Linked DNA regions of Homo sapiens: regions 1 and 3 are each linked to region 2. The links are chromatin loops, found by intact Hi-C in ENCODE. Cell type or tissue: PC-3. All regions are shown on one strand. Region 1 has its middle 49 kb from the start of ZPLD1. Region 2 has its middle 200 kb from the start of ZPLD1. Region 3 has its middle 98 kb from the start of ZPLD1.

What was found. Peaks named below come from ENCODE experiments on the same cell type or tissue, not always from the same donor. Only the 100,000 strongest peaks of a DNase experiment are listed, where the experiment ranks them.
Region 1: a loop joins it to region 2, with 5 times the contacts of the local background. A loop is called at or near these places in 1 of 110 quality-filtered maps.
Region 3: a loop joins it to region 2, with 6 times the contacts of the local background. A loop is called at or near these places in 1 of 110 quality-filtered maps.

Annotation. Positions count from the first base shown.
Region 1 is chr3:102,480,026-102,488,025 of GRCh38, forward strand. No RefSeq gene overlaps it. Among named protein-coding and RNA genes, the nearest start is that of ZPLD1, 49 kb to the left of the region's middle. In PC-3, no CTCF peak of the experiment used is centred here; DNase peaks (open chromatin) are centred at 3,756 and 5,856; H3K27ac peaks cover 2,353 bases.
Region 2 is chr3:102,235,368-102,243,367 of GRCh38, forward strand. No RefSeq gene overlaps it. Among named protein-coding and RNA genes, the nearest start is that of ZPLD1, 200 kb to the right of the region's middle. In PC-3, a CTCF peak has its summit at 508 (motif pointing right); DNase peaks (open chromatin) are centred at 2,014 and 3,284; H3K4me3 peaks cover 973 bases; H3K27ac peaks cover 3,456 bases.
Region 3 is chr3:102,332,682-102,340,681 of GRCh38, forward strand. No RefSeq gene overlaps it. Among named protein-coding and RNA genes, the nearest start is that of ZPLD1, 98 kb to the right of the region's middle. RefSeq lists an enhancer at 6,536-7,044. In PC-3, no CTCF peak of the experiment used is centred here; a DNase peak (open chromatin) is centred at 3,670; H3K27ac peaks cover 1,302 bases.

The DNA.
Region 1 (8,000 bases), 240 kb after region 2:
TGAGACATAACACCATTGGAAATTGAGGAGCATCTGTATTGAGAAAGATTTAGTCTAAAATAAGCTGCCTAATGCAACAGGGGTCAGTGATCTCTGTAAGTAGATGAAGTCTGCCCTCTCAATACTGAGCCCTGTGTTGGGAGACACATTCTTGATATCAGCTAAAGGTAAGGAAGTACATTTTTCTTTGAGCTTGAGCTCTAACTAAAATGGAACTTACAATTTTAAAAACTTTGGTAGGGACAGAAAAAAACTGGAAAGACAAGGAACTTGGCTTCTGCCCGGAATTTCACAGTCTCTCTTAAGTGCCAGCAGGATCTGGCTGTCCTCCTTTGTCTTGGGGGAGGGTTGGTAGGAAAGTGACACAGTGTTGAGGCAAAATCCTTTTCCTGACCCAGAGATAATCCAATCTCACAAAACTGGGCACTACCCTGAACCCTAAGTATTGACAATTAGCTTTGGGGGCGTCACAAGACATGATGGTTCATGAGGGACATTGTCAGCTGTGGAAAATGTAAGGCCACTTTATGAAGCCTCACAGACAGTAACTTCCAGAAGTTAGAATAGAGCAGAAGTTCATGGGAGACCCTTTTTTGTGAACACGGGTCTTGAACATAGTATGAAGAATAGTTTGAAGAATTGCAACAGGCTGGAGGGCCAGCTCACATTTATTTTGATTTAATATTTATAAGAAAAAGAGAAAGCTGATTATAGAACAACTGCCTTTGGGAATGAGGTTCTTCAATTATTTACAAGTGGGGAAACATTTAAAATAAAATAATCTAAAGTCATAATTTAGAAAAAAAATTTAAAAAATACTTGGATAGTAAAGAAAACAAATATCAGAGTGAGCTGGAGTTGGTGTCAGTCAGTGTTCCCCAGAGAAAAAGAATGCCGTGTTTTGCTGAGATAGCCAGAAGAGGATTCGTTTGGGGACTTCTGCTCATGTGGACTAGACATAATCTTTAGAAATCTCTGCTCAGTAATCTTCATTTATAAAATGCTTTATATTCTTGGCAAAGTGAAATTGAGAACTCAGATTGTTATCTGCTTAGTTTAAATCTCCAATTCCCCTTTGCCTCAAGTATCTGGATATTTCCTTTTTTACTTAAACTGCCAACGTAATTACTTCAATTTTCTCTTTCATTTTCAGTGTAAAAACGAGCAGTGCTAATCATTACATGGAGCTTTAGTCAAAGGCAATGCGGCCCCGATTTCTAGGTTAGTTTTCATCAGGAGCATAGCTGTGTTAGCATTGCCCAGAGCAAAATCCATTACTGAATAATCCTGCTGGTTTGACTAATCAACTAACACTAGAAGATCTTGGGAGAGCTGTGGTTTGACAATTTCATGCAACCCTGACTCAAAGTTATATGGGTCCTGAAGCTATTTCTTCTCCTATATGTAGTTCTCTAACTTATTTATTTATTTTTATAGTAGTGAACAATTGGCTAAACTGAAAAATTACTCTAGAGGAAATATGGTTGTGTTTAGCAATTATTTACAACTTGGAAATTAGAACTCATTTATTTAAAAGCTATCGTTTTGCTAATGTATATTTTGTGGCTGATAAAATGAGATGGCAGAAAATGATGTAGGGTTCTCATTGTAAAGAAAATGGAACCCAATGATTTCTTTTGAATCCTGTAAAGATAAGACATGGGTGCTTCTTCGGTATCTCATCTCACTCTATAAATACAATGTGGAACAAAGGCAATTCACTAATGCTCACTAAAAACTTTAATGCAGGCTGGGTATGGTGGCTCATGCCTGTAATCCCAGCACTTTGGGAGGCCAAGGTGGGCAGAATGCTTGAGCCCAGGAGTTCAAGATCAGCCTGGGCAGCATAGTGAGACCCTGTGTCTATTTAAAAATTTTAAAAATTTAAAAATTAAGAAAAACTGTAATTCTTTCTACCTTGTCAATGGATATATATTGAGAGTTTCTCTTATTTCACAAATTAATCATCAACATGGATGATTCGTGCCTCTAAGACTTGATCAGAAACTCTTTTGAAAGTTACCATGAATATTGTGATTAAACCAGTAGGAGCTATGGTAATTTTTACAAAGATATGCCAGGCTGAAGAAGTGTGCACACATTTGGCCTTGGATTCACAGCTGGATGTGTAAAGAACTTTGCCTGGTTACCATCGCAGTGGTTTCCAAATCCATGTGGCCTACTCCCCAAGGATGGTATTTCCACAGACCCATAGGAATTCTCCTCAAACTTGTCTTCCCTAATTTCCATAATTTTCTTCTTTTTTTGATTCCTGAAACTTTCAAACTTATAGAAAACTGCAGACAGCAATGTAACAACCACAGAAGTTTTACCATCTTGGATTGACAAATATGCATTTTTTTAATTGTTTCAGATCTATAAAAAAATTTGCATGTAAGTTGAAGTCCATTTTGTCCTCCTCTCTACTCTAATTCTTTTAACTATGTGACCAGAGGAATCACTGTCAGTAAGTTGCATGCTTTCTTTCCATCCATTTAAAAAATAATTACTACATGTGGATATTTTTCAAACAACAGAGTTTTAATGTTATCATATTTTATACTTCCTTATCACACTATATGTTTTCTTTTGCATGCTGATTTTTGAAGTCAACAGCATGTTACTGAAATCTCTTTATTTGGAGACAGATCAGTTTCATGACATCTTTACATTCCTGCCTTAATAACTTCTGGCTTGAATTATGCTCCAATAATTATTACTTTGTCTATCTTATAAGAAAGTCCTTTTCTCTTCCTCTCTCCTCTTTGGCCTTCAAAATTGCCTTGGATCTTTTTGCATCTTACTTTTATTCAAAGCTGATATCATGAGAAAAATTATGTTAAATACTTTGGTTGGATTTCATTGAAGTTGTAGATTAATGGGGAAAAATTGCCACATTTTTGATACCGAGGGATTTTTCCATCATCAATCTTGTTTTATTGATCCATTTATTCAAGTCTTCCTGTAATACCTTCAATTGAGTCTAGTACTTTCTCTATAAAAGTTCATAATATACAACTTTTGTTAAAGTTATGTGCAGGTATCATAGGTTTTGGCAGCTATGGTAAATGAAATCTTTTCTAGAAACTAAACTTTCTAATGACATATTGCTGTTGAATACAAATGTTAGTGATTTTTGTTTTTATATTTTATTTACCACTATTGACAGAGTGTCAGGTTTGTATTATAACCCTTTGGCTGTGGATCCCCTCAGATCAGTTCAGGGCACCCAAAAGTCACAACGAGGCCCTGGAGCCAAACGCTTTCATTCAAAGTACGCTTTATTTTTCTCAGCAACATCCTTGGAATTTTTTTTTTTTTTAACAGATTCTTGCTCTGTCACCCAGGCTGGAATGCAGTGGCATGATCTCAGCTCACTGCAACCTACACCTCCCGGGTTCAAGTGATTCTCATGCCTCAGCCTCCTGAATAGGTAGGATTACAGGCATGTGCCACCATGCCCAGCTAACTTTTTATTTTTAGTAGAGATGGGGTTTCACCACGTTGGTTAGGCTGGTCCCGAACTCCTGACTCAGGCAATCCACCCATCTCGGCCTCCCAAAGTGCTGGGATTACAGGCCTGAGCCACTGCACCCAGCCCGAATTTTTTATTTAATCACATTTTATTATTTTTATCTCTTACATGAAGGTTTCTCCAAAGGGCTTTTTGGAGTGCTACTAAATAGTATTAGTCACTCAGGAAAGTATTTTGTGTCATGGGGAACTTCTGGAAGTGTTATTAGCCCAGGGCTAGTTCTGAAAGTCAAACTCTGCCTGGCAGAAGTAGGTGAATGACAGCGATCAGAGGACATTGATTTTTGCCAGCTCTTACATGAGTCATAAATGTGATGATATTTGTGGATGCATTTGGCAAATACATATATGTTGATTGTTATTATGTTTTTCATCAAACTTACCTTATGTTTTAAAATTTGCTTTCAGAGGTGGGTATTAATATACCATGAGCCAATGAGGATGAGTTACATGCTGCAAATGTTGTCCCTTAGCACCCATCCCAAGCCAAGTGATGTTGACAGGGATGAGGAGTTCCATAGGGAAACAGTCCATGCACTTGGGTCACTTAAGGTACTAAGATTAGCCATCTGTCTCTTCTAATGGGGAAAGCAATGTTGGAATAGAGGGCAAGCACATATGGCCAGGGTCGGACTTCTCAGCCCACATTTGCTGAGGGAACAGATGAAGCAACAAAGTTGGGAAGTAACAGACTGGGCCATTAGGTGCCCAGTAGTGATGCTGGTGAGTGCTTGACTCAGTGTGTAATGTTTTATTTGATGCCTACATAATGGTGACTCTTGTTCCCTCATTTTAATCTCTTCAGGTTGATAGGACATGGGCAAATACTAAAAGGCTGGTTGTCTTTATATACGTTTATCTAGAGGTAGTCACTTACAAATCACCCATTTTTTTCAGTTTGTAAGATAAATTTTACAAGTTGTTAAAACTGACATTGCCTTTCCCACAGATTGTCAAAGAACAGTTATGGTTACATTAAAGTTCCGAATTTCCTGACCTCCTTGAGAGATAAAGGAACTGTAAATAAATTACACCGAATTTCTCTTAAAAGCCTTATCTTAGGGGATTAGTAACAATATCACATTTTTCAGAAGCCTCAGGGCAATAAAATCTCCTTAGTGTAATTGAAATCTAAGTACTTATCTACTAGAGAATTATATATTTCAACAGCTTTTAAAAAATTATGTTCCACTCTTAAAAGAAATCTGAATTTTAAAATTTACATTAAATCTTTTTATTCTAAGGCAAAGACAAAAGGCAAAAACTACATACAGTTTAATTTGATCTCATAATTTTTTTGCAAATTAGATTTTTTAAGAAAAATTATGAATTATAATTGAATCATCTAGCTTTTCCTATTATATAAGTGATATTTTAATCTATATGTAATAGGGGAAAACTAAGAAGAAGGGAATACTTACCATAGGTAGATACTTTTTATATCTAGTACGTATTGTAATAACCTCACAAAGTAGATGATATTTTCCTAATTTACTTAGAAAAATTTGAGTCATATTTTATTTGAATATATTGGAGGTGTAATATGCCTTCCAAGTTTTATTAATTAGTTAGTTAACATTTTGGAGTCATCGTTCTTTTAATGTTTTAATTGTTTCCCTTGACTAAGTTCTCATTCACCACTTGGGACGTGAGAGAAATGGAGGGAATAAAGAACTCTAGTTTACAGAGTTGATCAAAGTTCCTTGTATATTAATAGGTGTGGGTTAGTGTGTGTGAGTGAGAGATAAAAGTTGAAGAGCTGAACATTGATTACAGGGAAATTCGTTAGCATTAATAGAGTTTTATAGATATTGTACCATTAATAGACAGCTGAGTAAACTAATAACAACTTGACTTAGCTGTTTAGTAAAATTTTAATTATTATAGATAACATTAATTTGTGTTAGATTACTTGATTGTTAGTTTCATGTCATTTTAAAGTACGCATTTTTGTATTGGTTAGAATTATAGTCCATTGCAAGTAAAAGAGATGCAAAGTAGCAATAACTTAAATAAAATAGAAGTTCCATGTAAATGTCTCAGGCAGACATGCATTTCTGCCCCATGAAGCCCTCAGTGACAAATGTTCCTTTAGGCTCATTGCTCTACCATCTCCGGCCTGTAGCCCTTGTGTTATGGTTCAAAATGTAGAAAGATCCACAGAGTCAAAGGGTATATACCATTAATAGTTCAAGGAAGGTTCCTGGAAGCTGCCACAGGACATTTTCATATTGCACTTAGTGATATAGTCACCTTACTGGCAAGGATGTTTGGGAAATGCAGTCTTTATTGTGAGTGTCCTTGTGCCCAGCTATCAACAGAGGCTCTGTTTTACACCTATGTTACTCACATAGTGTCATCATTTACTCATGGCTGTAAAATGTTATGCACATTGATTCAGGTACAAGGATGTTTATCGCTGTATGGTTTTTAATAACAAAGTATTAGATAACACATGTTCCCAAATACAGAATTCGTAGATAGATCAGGATTTTTTCTGTGATATAGTAATATGTAGACATTGAAAAATCAGTTATAAAAACTTTTAGCAAATAAGAAAATGTTTATGCTATAGTATGAAAAGAAAAAAGCAGGATAAACAACTTGATATGGGTTTGTTCTCTGTCCTCACATAAATCTCATCTTGAATTGTAATCCCCAGGTATTGAGGGAGGGACCTGGTGGGAGGTGATTGGATCATGGGGACAGTTTCCCCAGGCTGTTGTCATGATAGTGAGTGAGTTCTCATGAGAGCTGATGGCTTCGAAAGTATTTGGCAGTTGCCCCTTCTCTCTCTCTCTCTCTCTCTCTCCAGCCTCCTCGTGAAGAAGGTGTTTGATTCTCCTTCACCTTCCGGCATGATTGTAAGTTTCCTGAGGCCTCCCCAGCCATGCAGTGCTGTGAGTCAATTAAACCTCTTTTTTAAATAAATTACCCTAGCCTGGCTTATTCTGAAAGTGTCCAGTTATATGTGTTCACAAAGATGTGGTTTGAAATTGGAACTTATGTTTGAAAGGGAGGTAGATCATAAAGGTTTGGAAAATTTGCAGCCTGACTGTGGTAGAAAAAAAAACAATTTTTCGGAAAGAAATTCAAACTGACTGCATAAATTTGCATAAATAATCAGGAGTTGAATGTTAATAACCAAGACAATGGGGAAACTGTCTCCAGGGCATATCAGAGAACTTCGAGGCAGCCCCTCCCATCACAGGCCTGGAGGCCTAAGAGGGAAAAATGGCTTCTGGGCACTGACCAGGGCCCAGCTTCTCTGTGCAGTTTTGGGATTTGGTGCCCTGCATCCCAGGTGCTCCAGCGCCAGTCGTGGCTAAAATGGGACAAGGCATATCTTCGGACCTTGCCTCAGAGGGTGAAAGCCTCAAGCCTTTGTGGCTTCCATGTGGTGTCGGGCCTTTGGGAGTGCAGAAGACAAGAGTTGAGTTTTGGGGACCTCTACCTAGATTTCAGAGAATGTATGGAAACACCTGGATGTCCAAGCAGAAGACTGCTGCCATAGTGGAGCTGTGAGAGGAGGGCCACCATCCTCCAGACCTCATAATGGTAGCACTGTGCACCTCAGAATGGTAGCACCGTGCACCTCAGAATGGGAGCATCACCATCCTCCAGATCTCAGAATGGTAGCCACAGACACTCAATGCCAGCCTGTGAAAGCAGTTTTGGGGGCTGTACCCTGCAGAGATACAGGGGAAGAGATGTCCAAGGCCTTGGGAGCCCACCTCTTGCATTGGTGTGACCTGGATGTCAGACATGAAGTAAAAGGAGATTATTTTGGAGCTTTAAGATTTAATGACTGCCCTGCTGGGTTTTGGACTTGCATTGGTCCCGTGGTCCCTCTGTTTTGGCCAATTTCTCCCATTTGGAAGGGGAACACTTATCCAAAGCCTGTTCTCCCATTGTGTCTTGGAAGTAACTAACTTGCTTTTGATTTTACAGGTTCATAGGTGAAAGGATCTTACCTTGTCTCAGATGAGACTTTGGACTTGGATGTTTGGGTTAATACTAGAATAAGTTAAGACTTTGGAGGACTGTTGGGAAGGCATGATTGGTTTTGAAATGTGAGAAGGACATGAGATTTGGGAGGGGCCAGTGGCAGTATGTTATGGCTTGGCTTTGTATCCCCACCCGAATTTCATCTGGAATTGTAATCCCCAGGTATTGAGGGAGGGACCTGGTGGTGATTGGATCATGGGGACAGTTTCCCTATGCTGTTGTCATGATGGTGAGTGAGTTCTCATGAGAGCTGCTGGTTTTTAAAGTGTTTGGCAGTTCCCCTTTCTCTCTCTCTCTCTCTCCTGCCACCTTGTGAAGAAAGTGTTTGCTTCTCCTTCACCTTCCTCCATGATTGTAAGTTTCTTGAGGCATCCCCAGCCTTGTGGAACTGTGAGTCAATTAAACCCCTTTTGTTTCTTAAACAACTATATATATAATATGAGTACACACAGAAAAAA
Region 2 (8,000 bases):
GTATTGTCTGTTAATATCGGGGCTATGCTTGAAAGCTTGCAGCTGACACTGAAACCATGAAGTAAAGCAACCATCTTGGTTTATTTTATCAGCAATTAAATACATTTTGTTGCCCAGAATTTGGCTTAATGTTGGAAAAAACCCCCCAAACTAGAGTTAATTGAATTCCATAAATCAATTAAAATGTGATATTAATATCAATGGTAGGAATGTCTATGGTGTTATAGCAATTTATGAGGACTTTTGCAGTCTATATTTTTTGTTGCCATTAACAAAGCCCACAGATTCTGATGTTTGCATAAAACAATATTTGAAGAAAGGAGGGAGAAAGTGATTGTTTTTACTTTCACTTGATCTTCCGGCTCAATTACACTTCAAGGTCAATGATGCTATAAAATAAGCTAAAAATAGCTTCGTAGGCATAGGAGATCATCCAAAAGGTGTGTGGATTTCAAACCAACCCAAAGAGAAGGTAAGATTTCTTCCGCTAAGTGATGGCCACCAGATGGCTGTGCATCTCAAGGAATGGAGGGAGGACGTCTCTTCTGGACCAGAACTGCCAAAGTCCACCATGAGCACTACCTCTCTGCTCTAAATCAAAGAGACAGGGATGAAGATCTGAAAGCGTTTAAATATTTCAAATCTTGCAGAAAACCTTGGAGAAACAATCTTGCCAACTGCAAATGTGTGATTGCTGAGATTGAATCCTGGGTGATTCTGAATGGAATATTTATTAGCTTTTAAATCTTGTGAAGCCAGGGCTGTCCTTCTCAGAACACAGGCTGTAGCCCTTTATGTGGCAAGGTGTGAGTCTCTATTGCAGGGGCTCTTCTTCTGAATTCATATTCTCTCCTTAGGTGATCATATTGACCCCTGTGATTTCAATCTACACCCATGATTATGACCTATAGCTCTATCTGCTACCTACTCAATATCTTCATTTTAACATGTTTCACAGAAGTCTTTAATTTCACAGACCTCACACTTCACTCTAATGCTTGGTCCCCTGCAACCCACAGTGTTTCCAGTGTTTGCCAGTTTATCATCCAGCCAATCCCTAAAACTAGAAATCTGGGAGTCATTTTTTAAACTCCTCTCTCTTCTTCACTCCTAATATCCTTTAAATCTTAGGGCTTGTTCATTCTCTAAGTTTTTTTTTGCTACCGTTACTGCTTTTACTCTGCCTTCTTCCCCAGCCCATGGTTTTGCACAGAACGTCTAAATAATATCTTTGATTTCATTCTTGCTCCATTCCTATGTATCTTCTGTAGTCAGTGACCCTTAAAAATGTAAATCAGATGGTGACACTTTTGATCTTACCTTGATCACTACCACTCTCTACTGAACCTCTATGAGGCAGTCACACTGATTCTCTTTCCATTTTTGTTTTGTTATTTGCAACCTCGATGCCTTGGACCATAATGTTACCACTGTTTGGGATGTCATTTCTCTCCTTTTTATTCCCCTCCTCTAAGTAGGATCTTGTCTTTCAAAACTCACCTCAAATATCACTTGCTCAGAAAGCTTTCCCTAACTCAGAAAACTAGGTTAAGGCCTCTGTTTTATTATGTGCTACTTCCCCGATGTTGTACTTATCACATCGGTAATCACTTGTTCATTGTTTCTTGCTAAACTTTTAGTGCCATGAAGAAAAATGACCACGTCTGTCTTGGCCATTGCTATATCTTCTGTGTGTAGCACAGTGCCTAGGATATAGTTGTCATTCAATATGTATTTGTAGAATGGATTACCTCATGAATGCAAATATTAGTGAGAATTGAAAGAATGAACTAATAGACATAATTTAATTCTTTTAAATGGTGGCCATTTGGGTAGAGCATTTTGGGTGGTGTAGGAACGGAGTGGGCATGCTTCAACACTCTACTATAAAGGAAGAATGTGGAGCCTGGTTAAAAGCACTCTAACCACATTTCTTCTGGAATATGCCCTGGGTCTGTGATCTTCCTGTAGTGGTCAGGGAAGTCTTACTAGTTCCTGATCCTGGCGCAGCGAGGAAGGAAGGAGCTTGAGAGTAAATGTGTGGTTGGCTCACTATTTTATTACTGGACTTAAGTCAGTTGTGTTAAAGGGCAGTAATATGACAAAAAGAGGCCCTTTGTCTCTTTTTCTGCAGGAACTTGGCAAAGGAACATAATGTATATGTAAAGTCTAAAGTAATGCCATTTAATAGAACTTTCTGTGATAATGGAAATGTTTTATATCTATACATCTGTTATAGAAGCCATTACTCATATATGCCTTTTGGGCAATTCAAATGTAGTAAATGCAAATTAGGAGCTGAATTTTTTATTTTGCTTAATTTCAATGAATATTGAAATTTAAATTTCAGCTAATTTATATTTAAATTTAAATAGCCATACATGGGTAGTGACTACTGTATTAGACTGTATTAGATAGGTCTAGAGGATATGAGTTTTGTTGAGATGAAGATGGCAGAGCACATAGAATGTTTTGTTCTGAAGTTGCCCTGCATTACAAAGAATCTGAGTTATGAATTTGACATGCTTTTATTTATAGTGATGCTCCCTTTCCAACAAGAATGTTAAAATAAAATCTTTCTGGATAAGAAGTAAGATGTGGATTTCTTTTGAAAAGAAAATGTAAGGGACTTGCTTCTAAGCCTAGCTTCTTCTCATTCTTGGAGTGTGCTATCATCTTCTAATTCAGTACAGTGGCTTTCACTTCCCATCAGATAAAAAGAGATGCCTCAAACCAATTCCGAAAGCTACTTTTGGAAAAGCATTGGTTGAGTTTTCATCCTGACTCCTAGGATAACAAATAGTAAGTCTTCAAACAAAGCAGCAGCTATGCGAATTCTAGAATTTTGATATGTATTGTTAATGTTGGTATCGTACCACTTGATGCTTTTATGACATGTATCATGACATCAAGTACTGCACAAAATTAAATTCACATTCTAACACTTGTTTAAGTTTAGTTGGTTAGGATAGTGCTGGCTTAACATTTTTAATGTATTTAGTACATGAAAAGTACATAACATTCTCCTTTGTGTACATAGTACACATATAAAATTCAAGCCTGTGTTTGCACAGCATATGAGGGTAAATGGATAAGCCAGGACATGGCTACAGGAGGCTGGCCCAATGGCTTTAAAGGATCTGGGCTCTGCCTAGCTCTGCTGAGGGCTGTGGAAATTGTTAATTCTGCCCAACTGTAACCCATTTGTCACACTGTAGTTGGTAAACTCTGTTGACTTGGTGCTCAGGTGTTGAGATAATGCTTCCTAAAGTTTAATGTGCATATGAATCACCTGGGCATTCTGTTAAAAGGCAAATTCTGACTCAGCAGCCCTGTGACTGGGCCTGAGATCCTGCATTGCTAACAAGTTCTCAAGTGATTCTAATGCTGCTGGACTTCACTGTGAGTAGCAACGTGCTAGGGCATAAATTTGATTTCATTTTGATTAGTTTTACACTGAAACATCTTCCTCCATCACTACAAAACTTATTCTTCAGTCCTGATGACTATGATGTTGTGGTATCAGTCCAGGTAAAAGTGAATAAAAATTTTTATTTAAACTTGTTTCTGGGATTAGAAAAATATAGCTCAATATACACTGAGAGGAAGTTGGTAGCTATGTATTTACATTTCTCTTTTTGAGGTAATCTTTAGCAGTAGAGGAGTTGCTTCATACCTACTGTGATCTCACACAATTTATATAGTGACATATACAACTTCCAGGCTTTCATATTCCGTTACATCTCTCAATACTTGTGAATTTTCTAAAATGCTTCCTTGAATTTGATGCCCTCGGGAGAAAGGTCTATATCCTCATAACCACACTTGTGACAAATTAGCCCAAGCTTCTGGATTATCAAACTTTTCTTCAGTTCTCATCATGCTCTTGTAAAATTATGACCTCAAGCTTTAACTTTTTGGTCTATTGCTTATACAGTAAAGCAAGCAAACAAACAAAATCAAGTGCCATGCACATGCACAGATAAATATAAACATATGGATCAGCACACACTTGTGGAAATTTAAACCAATATTAGTGGGAAAGAAATATAAACAAATATTATGATTATTAATACAAATTAGTAACCAATTAGGTATAAATATGCACTCTCCAGTGTCTTCTTAATTTCAGATTAAGGTGACCTCCAATCAATAGCCAGCAAAAAGCCAGGGCCCTAAGTATTATACCTACAAGGAAAAAATTTCTATCAACAACTTCAATGAATTTGGGTGCAGATTTTTAAACATAAATTTTAGGTAATTCCCACAAGGACCTCTTTTTGCTGCCTTACTTTTTTTCTCCTCCCCTTTCTTATATGAAATAAGATGGTTACTTTGGTAATTGATGAATAATTTATTACAAAATTTGTTTTAGCAGCTAAAATAATGGTGCATGTAAATATTGGTATCTACATTGATAAAAGCTTCTTAGAGTTGACATTGGGATGTGCTAGATTTGAAGTAGATTTTTATCATTCTCTGACAATTTTCTCAGATAATACAAAACCAATTAATGCATCCCTGATTAGTTTTTGACAGAGGTTTTCTTTGAAAGATAACACAGCTTAAATTCACAGAGCTTCTTCCCTTAAGGAATTTAGATTGCTCATTCTTTCCTTACCAATAATTTAGTTTCATTTTAATTTCTTAAAACCTGTTTCTTTACTTGCCCTGCCTAGCCCAGTTTACAGTAGTGCCCCACCTGAGACTCTGGGGTGGGCCAGCGTGTGTTTTAACCAGCCCCGCCAACCATCCTCGTGTTTGAGCAGCATGGATTTATACCACCACTCCACACTGGGCTGCCTCAGCAGAAACCTGGAGAAAATTCTTCTAAGTCCTTTCTTTTACCTCCTGTATTAAATTCATTTGCTCAAGCCTCAGACATAGCTCTCAAAAATCCTTTTTTCCCTCTCTGTTTCGATGTCCACTGTGTTAGGTCAAGTCCTTATAATTTTTCTCCTGGTCCATGGCAGAGGCCTCTATCAGGTATCTCTGCTTCCTTTGTCACCTCCCCCACTCCAGTCCATTCTCCATACTGTGATTAGAGTAACCCTTTAAAACACACTTAGGCTTATTATACCATTCCTGGCAAGATCCCTTATGTGAAACTGAGTTCTGTGTGAAAGAGTCCATGGTTGTGGGCATAGCCAGTAGACCTGTTCTCCACTGACTCCTCCTAACCTTGGGGGGTCTTACTTTGATATCCTATCTTTCCTTTCCTTCACTTGTATCCCAGGCTGTAATTACTCTGAGCCACTTTAGATTTCTCAAATGTGATCTATTCTCTTATTTTTTTCAGGCATTTCTTATGCTGCTCTCTCTACTTGACTTTCTTTCTGTACTTGGCATTCTCCTATTGACTCCTCAAGATCCATTTCACAAGTCACTTTATTTCTGGAACATTATATTACTCTCGTTCATCTTTCTCAGCATAATTAATTACTTCTTCTCTGTATTCCCAAAGGCCTATGTACATAGTTCTTTTATAGGACTTACCACTAAATAAAATTTATGAATGCATGTGTGTTTTCCCTAAGGATTTAAAACCTCTGAAGGCAAGGATCAGCTTTATTCATCTTTGTATCTCATGCTCCTGGCACTTAGTAAAATGCTCTGTAGTTGAGTGTTGAACTGGGTGTGCCAAGCCTTGTTTTTTTCATTAATATATAAGGCAGAACATGTCATCTTTGTTTTATAGAAGAAGGGAGAGCTCTTACTCCACAGCCATAAGCAGGTCAGTCAATGACCTCAGAAGGAGCTGGGTATATGTAATGCTGAAAAGTTGATCCTGGTTCATGGTGAACAGCAGCCCTATCCCCTTCCCTGAAGTTATCTGTCTGTCTTCTACCCCATTAGCCTATTAGCTTCCGAGGCAAGTACCATGTCCTTGTCTCTCTTATCTTCGTGTCCCTAGATCCTAGGAGTATTCATTTTTTACGAGTACTGTGACAAATTTCCACACTCTTGAACACATGGAAGTGGATTCACTGGGTGTCACCTTAGGATCGGTCTGCCAAGCTGCCCCCAACACCAAAATCAACCATCAGGCCATTAATGGCTTAATACTTCTGGAGGTCAGAAATTATAAATAGTGATAACTGGGCTTATATCAGGGTATTGGCAGGGCTGAACTCCACTTTGGAAGCTCTAGGGAAGAATTCAAATTCTTGTCTTTTCCCGGCTTTTAGAGCTTGCCCACATTCCTTGGCTTGTTGTATCATTCCATCTTCAAAGCCAGCAATGACCAACTGAATCCTTCTCACATCGTTTCATTCTGACACTGTCTCTTCTGCTCCCTTCTTTCATTCATAAGAACGCTTGTGATTGTATTGAACCTACCTGAATAAATCAGGATAATCTCTCTATCTCCAGACCAGCTGATTTGCAATCTTAATTTCATCTGCAACCTAAATTCCCCTTTGCGATTTATTTGATAATATTCACAGATTCTGGAAATCAGGAACTAGACATTATGTTTTTCTAGTGATGGTGGTTGGGGGATGACATTATTCTGTATTCTATACTAGCATAGGGCCTGGCTCATATCAAGAGATCAATAAGCTTTGCAGAATGAATGGACAGGGTCTGTAGGGAGTGTGGCTTGGCTATAGGCAGTCAGAATGACTTTGAAAGCAATGGTGATTGAAGAGGAATTGGAGGATGCTGAGGGAGAAATTTCTTGGTAAGAGTGGAGTGTTTCAGCCATAGGGCCTGATGGTTGATTTTGGTGTTAAGGGCAGCTTGGCAGGCTGACCCTCAGGTGACACACAATCAATCCACTTCCTAGTGTTCACAGCTGTGTGTAATACTCTCCCTTTGGCTTTGGGCAGGAACTATTAGTTGCTTCTAGGCAATAACATGAGACAATGAGATGGCACTTTCATGCTTAGGTATTTACATAGCAAAGGTGATGGATGTCATTTCTGTGACTGCTATAGATTATATGAGTTCTGGAACTGGAGACTCCTTGTGGGCCTGATGAAGTAAGCAGTCATGTTGGAGAAGCCAACACTGCAGGGAGCCTTTAGGAATAATGGGAAGCTTCCGGGACCTGGAGGTGACCTCCAATCAATAGCCAGCAAAAAGCCAGGGCCCTACGTATTATAGCTACAAGGAAGCAATTTCTATCAACAACTTCAATGAATTTGGGTGCAGATTTTTACTCATTTGAGCTTCCAGATGAAAATGCAGCCCAGCAGCTTTGTAAAACCCTGAGCAGGGGACCCAGTTAAGCCATGCCTTGACCTAAGGAAACTGTGAGATAATAAATGTTTTGTTTTAAGCTACTGAGATTGTGGTAATTTGGATTCGGCAATAGAAAACAAATGCCAGCAATTTGGGAATTACGGAATAGATGGCAGTAGGAGCTGCCCTGCTCAGGCTTATGGGGGAAAGAGTTCTTGACTGTATGTTTACCTCCATTTTACAGCTGGAACTAATGACGACGAGCAAGCCGAAACTCATTACTCTTGATTCAATGGTTAGTGAAAAAGATGGGAAGAGAATGTATTATTCTGACTTCTGCTGGAATTCCTTCCAACCCTTCCTGGGGCCATTGATTCTCTTGGAATTGAAGTTCATAGCAGGAGACTTTGCTTCATTAATCCTCACAGCAGAGCTCTAAAAGAAGTCTTCTGGAAGCCTTGTTGGGATTCTGTTTTCTTTCAAATAGAGTCACAGAGTCACAGAGAGATCCCACCTAGCTAAAAGTTACAGTAAAGATTTAGGTAAATAGCTGGGCATGGAATGAATAAGATTAATTATGCTTAGCAGTTATTATAATTACATGCAGGCTTTTGAATATACTGCTTAACATTCCTACACTACTTAAAAAATTATCTATAAAGATCAGTCAAAACTCAGCTTTAAAAAAATGTATTTGAAGGATCTATTTTAAATTTATCAATAATATTTAGGTGAAGATTTTAACACATGTAAATGATTTCAAAAATTCTTTGACCTAACCACTTTCCTCATTTCACAGGTAGAGTTATTGAGTG
Region 3 (8,000 bases), 97 kb after region 2:
TATTTTTTTTTCAAAGAACTGTTAAAAAGTTTCTTAAAATCTTTTTACAGCATGTTTAAGTCTCTTGTAAATAAGGGTAGTGGGTAAAAAATATTAATTAAAATATCCACCAGTATTCTTTTCAATTATTTGGTAATCAAAAATTCTGATAATATTTCAGAATTTTCTTAAGTATTCTTCTTTTAAAATCAACTAATTTTATATTTGGCAATTCTCTTATAAGTTTAGGCAAATAGTGTAAATGAGGCAGAGTGCTTTGTCAACATGATCATCTAACTACAGATACTAATAATTAAAAAGGGAGAGGATAGGTGAAAGGAAAAGAAATCCTACACACAGACTCTGTTTTATTTATCTTGCCTATACTAATCCTATATTTCACAATAATCCCTAAATATTCCTAGAGAAGACTGAGGTGTAAACAGGTAAAATGATTGCACAATCTCAATGGGTAAAAAGTAGAAGAGAAAGGATTTTTATTCTTGTTCTGATGCCAAACCCCTTGCTTTTGGCACCAGACTGATGTGCTTCTTTATGAAGTGAAAATAGTGACATTGGCTGGCTGAACCTGTCTGTTTTGACAGAGCTAAGAGTGGCAGGTAGGTCAGGGGCATTGTAAGTGCCTCTCAAGAAGATACAAACTACTCCACAAAAAATAAAGACACCTTTGAAATCTAAGATATCCAGTCTGTCAAATAAGAACTTTCTGACCCTTCTTTCCTTTGCCTTCTCCTGTTCCAACATTAACCAGACCAGATTCAGTACAATGAGTGAGGAAATTGAAATCGAGGAGCAAGGTGGATAAATAAAGATGAAGATTCCAACTCAACTGTTCCCTTAAGTGCTCTTAGTTGGAGGAAGGGAGAAGTTTGGCTCAAATAGCTGCAAGTAATTTTGTTATATTAGACAGGACTCTTTGTTGCCTAAAAGTTGCTAGAAAAGCTGTATGTTTTTATCAGGGGTATCATCTAGGGCTGGAGAAGATCAAGTTTCCCCAGTCAGTAGTGAGAAAAATAATTTGTTTCTTATTTTATTTGAATGTAGCTATTTCAATAAACAGCTTCATTCATACATATTATTTTCTGTTACAGAAATCTGAAAATTAGGATATGCCTTCAAAAGATTTACAGAATGAATATACAAATTATTTCAAGATGAAGGAAAACCATCTAAGATTCCAGCCTCCGTGAATTCTAGAAATCCCTGCTAATTTCTAACCTTTACTCTTCTGTGTACCTGCAGCTACTCAGTGTTTCATTTTTGATGGTAGCTTCTTTGGACAATTGCTATTTGTGCAGTGCACTTTATTTTGTGTTCCTCATTGACTGCTTATTATTCAATGATTTTTTAAGGATCAAGTTATCTTAATAATTATTAAAAGTAGATTTAGAGAGGCAAGGCCAAATATTTCTCCTTTCCTTAACTAGTAGGACTTTATAAAAATCTATTTGATAATGTTCTCAACTTTTCTGCTTGTATTGCGTCCATAGCTCAAGTCTGGGTAACATATTGTTTTCTTTTCTTCAAAACGGCCATGTCCAACAGAGTTTCTGCTGCTACAGAAATGTTCTACATTTGTGCTGTCTGATATGGTCATCGTGTGCCACTATGGAGCACCACCTGGTATGCATCATTTGCTATGGAGCACTAAAATATGGTTCATGTGACTGGAGAACTGAGTGTTTAATTTGAACTTAATTTTAAATTAAACTAAATTTCATATAAATTTAAACAGCCATATGTGGCTAGTGGCTACCATGTTGGATAGTACAGCTATAGAAAATTCATTTCTAAAATTGAATAAACCTCTGTTTCCCACAAAACTCTCCTTGTGGACCTCTCATTTTGTTGCATGCATTCATTCCACTTTAAAGAATATTTCAGAGTAGACTTATTTCTTTTTCTCTTTTTCTTAGAAGTAAACAGATAAGCAAGCCTTAATTTAGGGAAGAAATGCTTTTGCAAAAGCTCAGTATTTCAGGCCAAAGTGTCCATTTGTCTTTAGTAATATTTGGCTTTGAAATGTTGTTGCTGTTGGCACTAAATGAAGGTTTAATTTCCATGCTTTGGTGATGGTATCGATGCACATTAGCAGTGTGTGCGGTACACACAGCGTCAAGCAAACAGCCACATGCATCAAGGTTTGTGCTTAACAGTCCTGCCTCAGGATCCCTGTGGATTCTTTGAGTATCCTTTTAAAGACTCTACTATCTGTTCTATGAGAGGAACAGATGCATCTTTCTATATAGTGCAGTCAGCAAAGTTCAGGAGAGGGGAGGCCAGATGCTATTCATATTTCTTTCAGAGTGTAGCGTATATCAGTGGTACTTAAAACCCGTCTTCTCAACAGCTAGCACCTCTTTTTTAAAAATTGGTTTCCATTTTGGCTGTTTGAGATCAGGAACAATGGAGCTTTCCTTTGAGTTAATTTCTTTCATTGATTATTGGCCTTTTAAAGGCAGTGCTTTAAGGTATACTCGTATTTTTATTTTAAAACCTGTTTTTCAGAAGTTTCTATCTTTATGAGGAAAACAGTTGTCTTATCTGTAGTCCTTTGAAAATGAGATGATGATTTTATATCAAAGTAGATACTTTTGCTCACAGTATTATCTTTCTTTCAGAAGTAATGTGTATTGTGTACCATGGATAAAGGGATGAGAAAAAAACTAAGTATACATCCATAACTTATTACATATATTGTGCATGCATGTGCACACACACACACAAACATACAAATCAGTTTGATCCTGCAAGTGGAAGCAACTTCATTAGAATACACCTGTATATTTGTATGTGTGTAAATATATAAGACAGAATTGCTTTTATTTCATACATGACATAATACTTGGCAAAACAATTATAGGGAATTGAACACCACTAAAATTTAGCTTTAGTGTATATTTTCTTAAGAAAATATGATTTCTTCATACAATGTCAAACTTTTCTTGGTAGCAGATATGATTAGTCCCTCTGGCTTTTTTTCCTCTTCTGATTGGCCCCTTAATTCTCTTGGGCTTTTCTAGTGATAGAGAGCTCACTACTCCACCAGGTAGCCTATCATATTGTTAGCTAGCAACTGCTTTAAGAAAACTGTAAATATTAGAGCTGAATTTCCCTCCTTATAACATCTATTCATTCATTCTATTTTTGACCATTTTGGTAAGTATATTTTGCTTAAAAGATCTGCATATAAAGGTCAGCATGCAAACCCCATTGTATTTATGTATATTAGCAACAAACAATTGGAAAATAAAAAAATTTTTAAAATATCATTTACAGTAACATCAAGTTACATAAAATACTTAGGAAAAATTTAACAAAATATACATAAGTCCATGAAAACCACTCTAAGACATTTATGAGAGAAATTAAAGATATAAATAATGAAGAATTATACTATATTAAAGTCACAGCAGATTTTTTTGTAGAAATAGATAGTATGCTGCAATTTAAATGTAAATGCAAAGGTCTTGGAAAGAATTTAAAAAGGAAAGAACAGTGACAACATAAACTGCTCTAGTATAGACGACAGAGTGAGACCTTGACTCTAAAAATCACAAAACCAAAACCAAAAAGAATGGCCAATAAACATATAAAAAGATGCTGCGCATCATTAGTCATTGGGTAATGCAAACTAAAACCACAATAAGCTACAACTATATACTTCCTGGCACGATGAGAGAATTTCTTTGGATTGGCAAAGATGTGGAGCAATTGGAAGTCTCATTCATTCCTTGAGGAAGCATTAAAATGTGCAACTATTTTGGAAAATATTTTGGCAGATTCTTTTAAAATGAAACATACACTTAACATATGATCAAGCAAACCTACTCTTACATATTTAATCAAGAGGAAAGAAAACATATGTCTGCACAAAAAGATCTGCACAAGAATATGACAGCTTGAATTATTATAGCCCTAAAATGAAAAACATCCAATTGTCAACAGGTAAATTGTTAAATAAATCATGGTATATGGATACAATTGAATAGCACTCAGCAACAAAAAGAACAAAGTAATGATACATGCAACAACATAAATGAATGTCATGCTGGGTATGAAGAACCCAAATGCAAAAGAGTATATATACTGCATAGTTCCATTTATATTAAATTCTAGAACAGGTAGAATTAATTTGCAGTGATAGTAGATCAGTGGTTGCCTGGGGACAGGGATTTGACTTAGCAAGGGTTGGTAGTAAATGTTTTGGAATGATGGAAATGTTCTAGATCTTTTTTTTGTGCTAGTAATCATCTAAGTGTCCACATTTGTAAAAATTATCAGTATACTTAAAATTGGTGAATTTTATTATATTAAAATTATAGTTCACTAAATTTTGTTTTAAAAATAAGGCTAAACATTCTTTTTTTTGACAGAAAGAACTTTTCAGAGCTTTATTTTGATTTCATGATTTGGATGAAATTGAGGTAGGAGGCAGTACTTGACTCTGGAGGCGGCGCTTGGACACCAGATCAAATTGAGGACTAGGTAAAATAGGGGTGAGGTAGAAGCAGAGTTCCATAAGACACACCCATCAGTGTGCCATGTCAGTTTACCATTGCCATGGCAATACCCAGAAGATACTGCCCCTTTCCATGGCAATGACCTAATGATCCAAAAGTCACTACTCCTTCCATAGAAATTTCTTCATAAATGACCTCTTAATGTACATGTAATTAAAAGTAGGTATAAATATGATAGCAAAACTGCCCTGAGCTGCTACCCTCTGCCTATGGGGTAGCCCTTTGGGAGCAGTCGCAGAGCTGTAACACCACTGGAGCTGTAACACTGATGCTTTAATAAAGCTATTTTCTTCTATCCCTGACTTGCTTTTTCAGTTCTTTCCTGGACAAAGCCAAGACTCAGCTTGCTTGCCTTATATCAAAATTGTTAAACCATTATTAGAATTGTTTTTCTGCTTGTAGCATATGATAACTCTAGTACATAACTGATATCATTCAACTATTTACAAAATTTTACAGTTAATGAAGCCACCCCACTAACAGCTGTCATTTCACCTTTCATAAGTTTGCAAAAGTAAGTGAAATTAATTTAGAAGAAGTCTTTTGATCATAATAAAAAGTTATGCTTCATAGAGTTGTACACGTTAAACTATTGTCTTTGATCACATTTTCCTGAAAACAGCTATTAACTTTTGAAGTGGATGCTGATGCTTCTTCAGCAGATTCTGATACTTTTTGTTTTTCAAAGACGAGTCAATGAAATCACTATAGGTCCATATGTAGATGATGAACTTGAGAACACATTGCAAATTACATGTCCATCACCAATTTTCTTGAGAAACAGGATTTGAATTCTTATTTTTTAAAACAAACATGCATTTATGACTTTTTAGTTTCTCATGAATGAAACAGTTAATTGAAAAATAAGCTAAAATGCATTACCAAACAATAAAGTAAATAGGTATTCAATAAACTTCAAAATCCCCGTGGTTACAGTGTTCAGACTACTCTTTATACAGCAGAACATCTCAGCCTGTATCCCTCACGTGTTTCACATACATCTAGCATAGGAATGCCCCAATTGTTCACAGACCCTGCTACATGGTAGTGTGGCAACTTCTTGTGTTTCTAAGAGGAAACCTAGGAATGGCTCTATAGGCGTGTGACAAGAACATTTTCTCAGGGCCCCACTTTCAGGAGGGCCTGACTTTTGGTTGAAAACTGTGCTGTCATCCTCTTGGAATTCTTCATAATTTTATTTTTGAAGTCGTGTTTTGTAAGTGAAGTCTGAGGGGATAGTAAAGCATGCGTGTGAGCAGAGTAGTAATAAACAACAAAATTAGATGGAAGAAAATAAAAGCAACGTGTTTTTAAATGTGGCAGAAAATTCTGATGTAGTTTTCTTGCTAATCAGGACCGCTAGCAGCTTTTATTTTCCTAGGCTGAAGCGTAGTTCAAAGGGTACATTTTGATTCTGGCTTTGCTGGTTTTTCGAGATTTTAAATGTCTTCTTGTTTTGGTGGGATAGCTGTTTTGTGGATTGTAAAGCTGTGTCATATTTCATATGTTCTGTGAAAGGATAGCCATGTTGGAAACAAACTGGGCATATTTTCAGAAAACATTTGTCTGTTGATTGACATTTATTTTTTTTCATCGAAATTGATGGTTTTGAATTATAAAAGTAGCCAAAGTTACTGTAAAAAAATACTGAAGTGCATGACACAAAAAAATTGAAAACCCAGACTCTTACCCCTCACTATCCCATAATTTGGCTTCCTAGAGGGAGCTAGAATTAATGGTTTTGTATCTCTTCTTTTGGAATATATCTCTCTGTGTGTATGTGTGATATACTGTAACTTGCTTTTTTATTCTCAACAACATATTGCAGCTATCCTTCCATGTCAATATGTAAGTATCTTCTGTAGTTTATGGATATACTATAAATTTTTAAACCAATCCCGAATTGGTTGTTTCTAAATTTTTAAAAGTAAATAACCGGTAATGAACAGATTTTTTTTAACATTTATCATTTGTAATACACTTTAAGGACATAAAATGACAGAAAGGACATAGGGGCATGAAATAGCTGCATTTTATTGTAAATTGTTAGCTATATTATGAAAATCAAGCACTCTACTTCTGCATAATACCAAGATAGCATCCCTCCCTACTTACTGGCTGAGAATCCTGCTTTAGGCTAATTCTCCAGATCTGAAAATAAAGATTCTACTGCAAGGTTCTGCTAAGGATGACAATCATGAATTTGCTTTGATAGTTGCAAATGCAAGTAATTAAAAGATAGGCCCCTGCTTCCCCTTCTTTCTTGAGTTAGTGCTTCAGGGCAAAGGATCAGAAACTCCCCTGCAGAGCTGCCCTAACAATGTTTAATGAGCACTAGGGAAAGCTTAGTTTTTTATGCCTAAGGCTTCACCACTTTTACTGAGTAGTAAGATCAGAAGGATTGCAGCCTAAAAGGTGTTCTTCCTTATGACTCCTGTACACCTTCAGATTCCACACACGTTGAGGCTCTCATTAAGGTTGCGGTTGTGATGCCTGCCTCAAAGGAGGGGATTGACAGTTATTATGATCAACAGGGCTGACAGTTTGGATTTTGGCTTTTTCAGTGGTGTTGCTTTAATATTCAGCACAAAGTCTTCCAGCTGCCACCTGTCCTCACTCATCTGTAGACTGGAGGTCTCTCCAGTAGGGCCTGGCCTTGCTCCTCCTTTGACCACTGCCTGGCCGTCCTCATTCCCATCCTGGGGTGAGTCATTATCTCTGGTCCTACTTTGTATCAAGGAGTTCAAGAAGGTTTTTGTTCTATTTGGACACTTGCTTTTTTCTGACATCAGCTGAAATCTCAATGACTTCACAACCTTCCCTCCCTCCCCTACTCATCAACCTGGGTGCCAATTGATTCCAAGTCCTCTGAAGAATTCTGTCGTCTTTCTTTGCCTTCTTTTAGATTTTTTTCCTTACCCTCTCTCTAATGTTTGTGTTTACTTTTTGAACTTTTAATCAATATCAAATAAAAACAAATCTAGACTTAAGTAAGGAGATACTTTATTGCAAGAGGGGGAAAGAGACCTTTGCAACAGTGGAAGGGACACTATTGCAATAGGGAGAATGCTTGGGCCATGAGATCGGCAAGCATCTGAAAGGTTGGTCAGATAAGCCTTGTCTTTTAGAGGGAGGAATAAACAAGGAATAACAAGAACTAGATGTGAGGAAATAGGATGAGTGAGTGGCTGTGAAAAGCCACAAGACAAGTGAATGTTTTACACCAAGGTCAATATGCTTTTGGGAAGGGCTCTATGCTGGCCCAGACTGAGGCTGGATCAATGGCCAGGGGCCTGGAAGAAGGAGAGAAGTTAACCAATGGGGACAAAACAGTCAACTAATCATTCATAAGGCCAAGAACAGGAAGAGGAATTTGGAGCTTCTGCGTCTGATCTTGTCATACGTAGACAAGAAGGGGCATCTATGAGTCTTGCATAAGTCATGTGGGGAAGGATATTTCTTTATAATAAGGTGGTT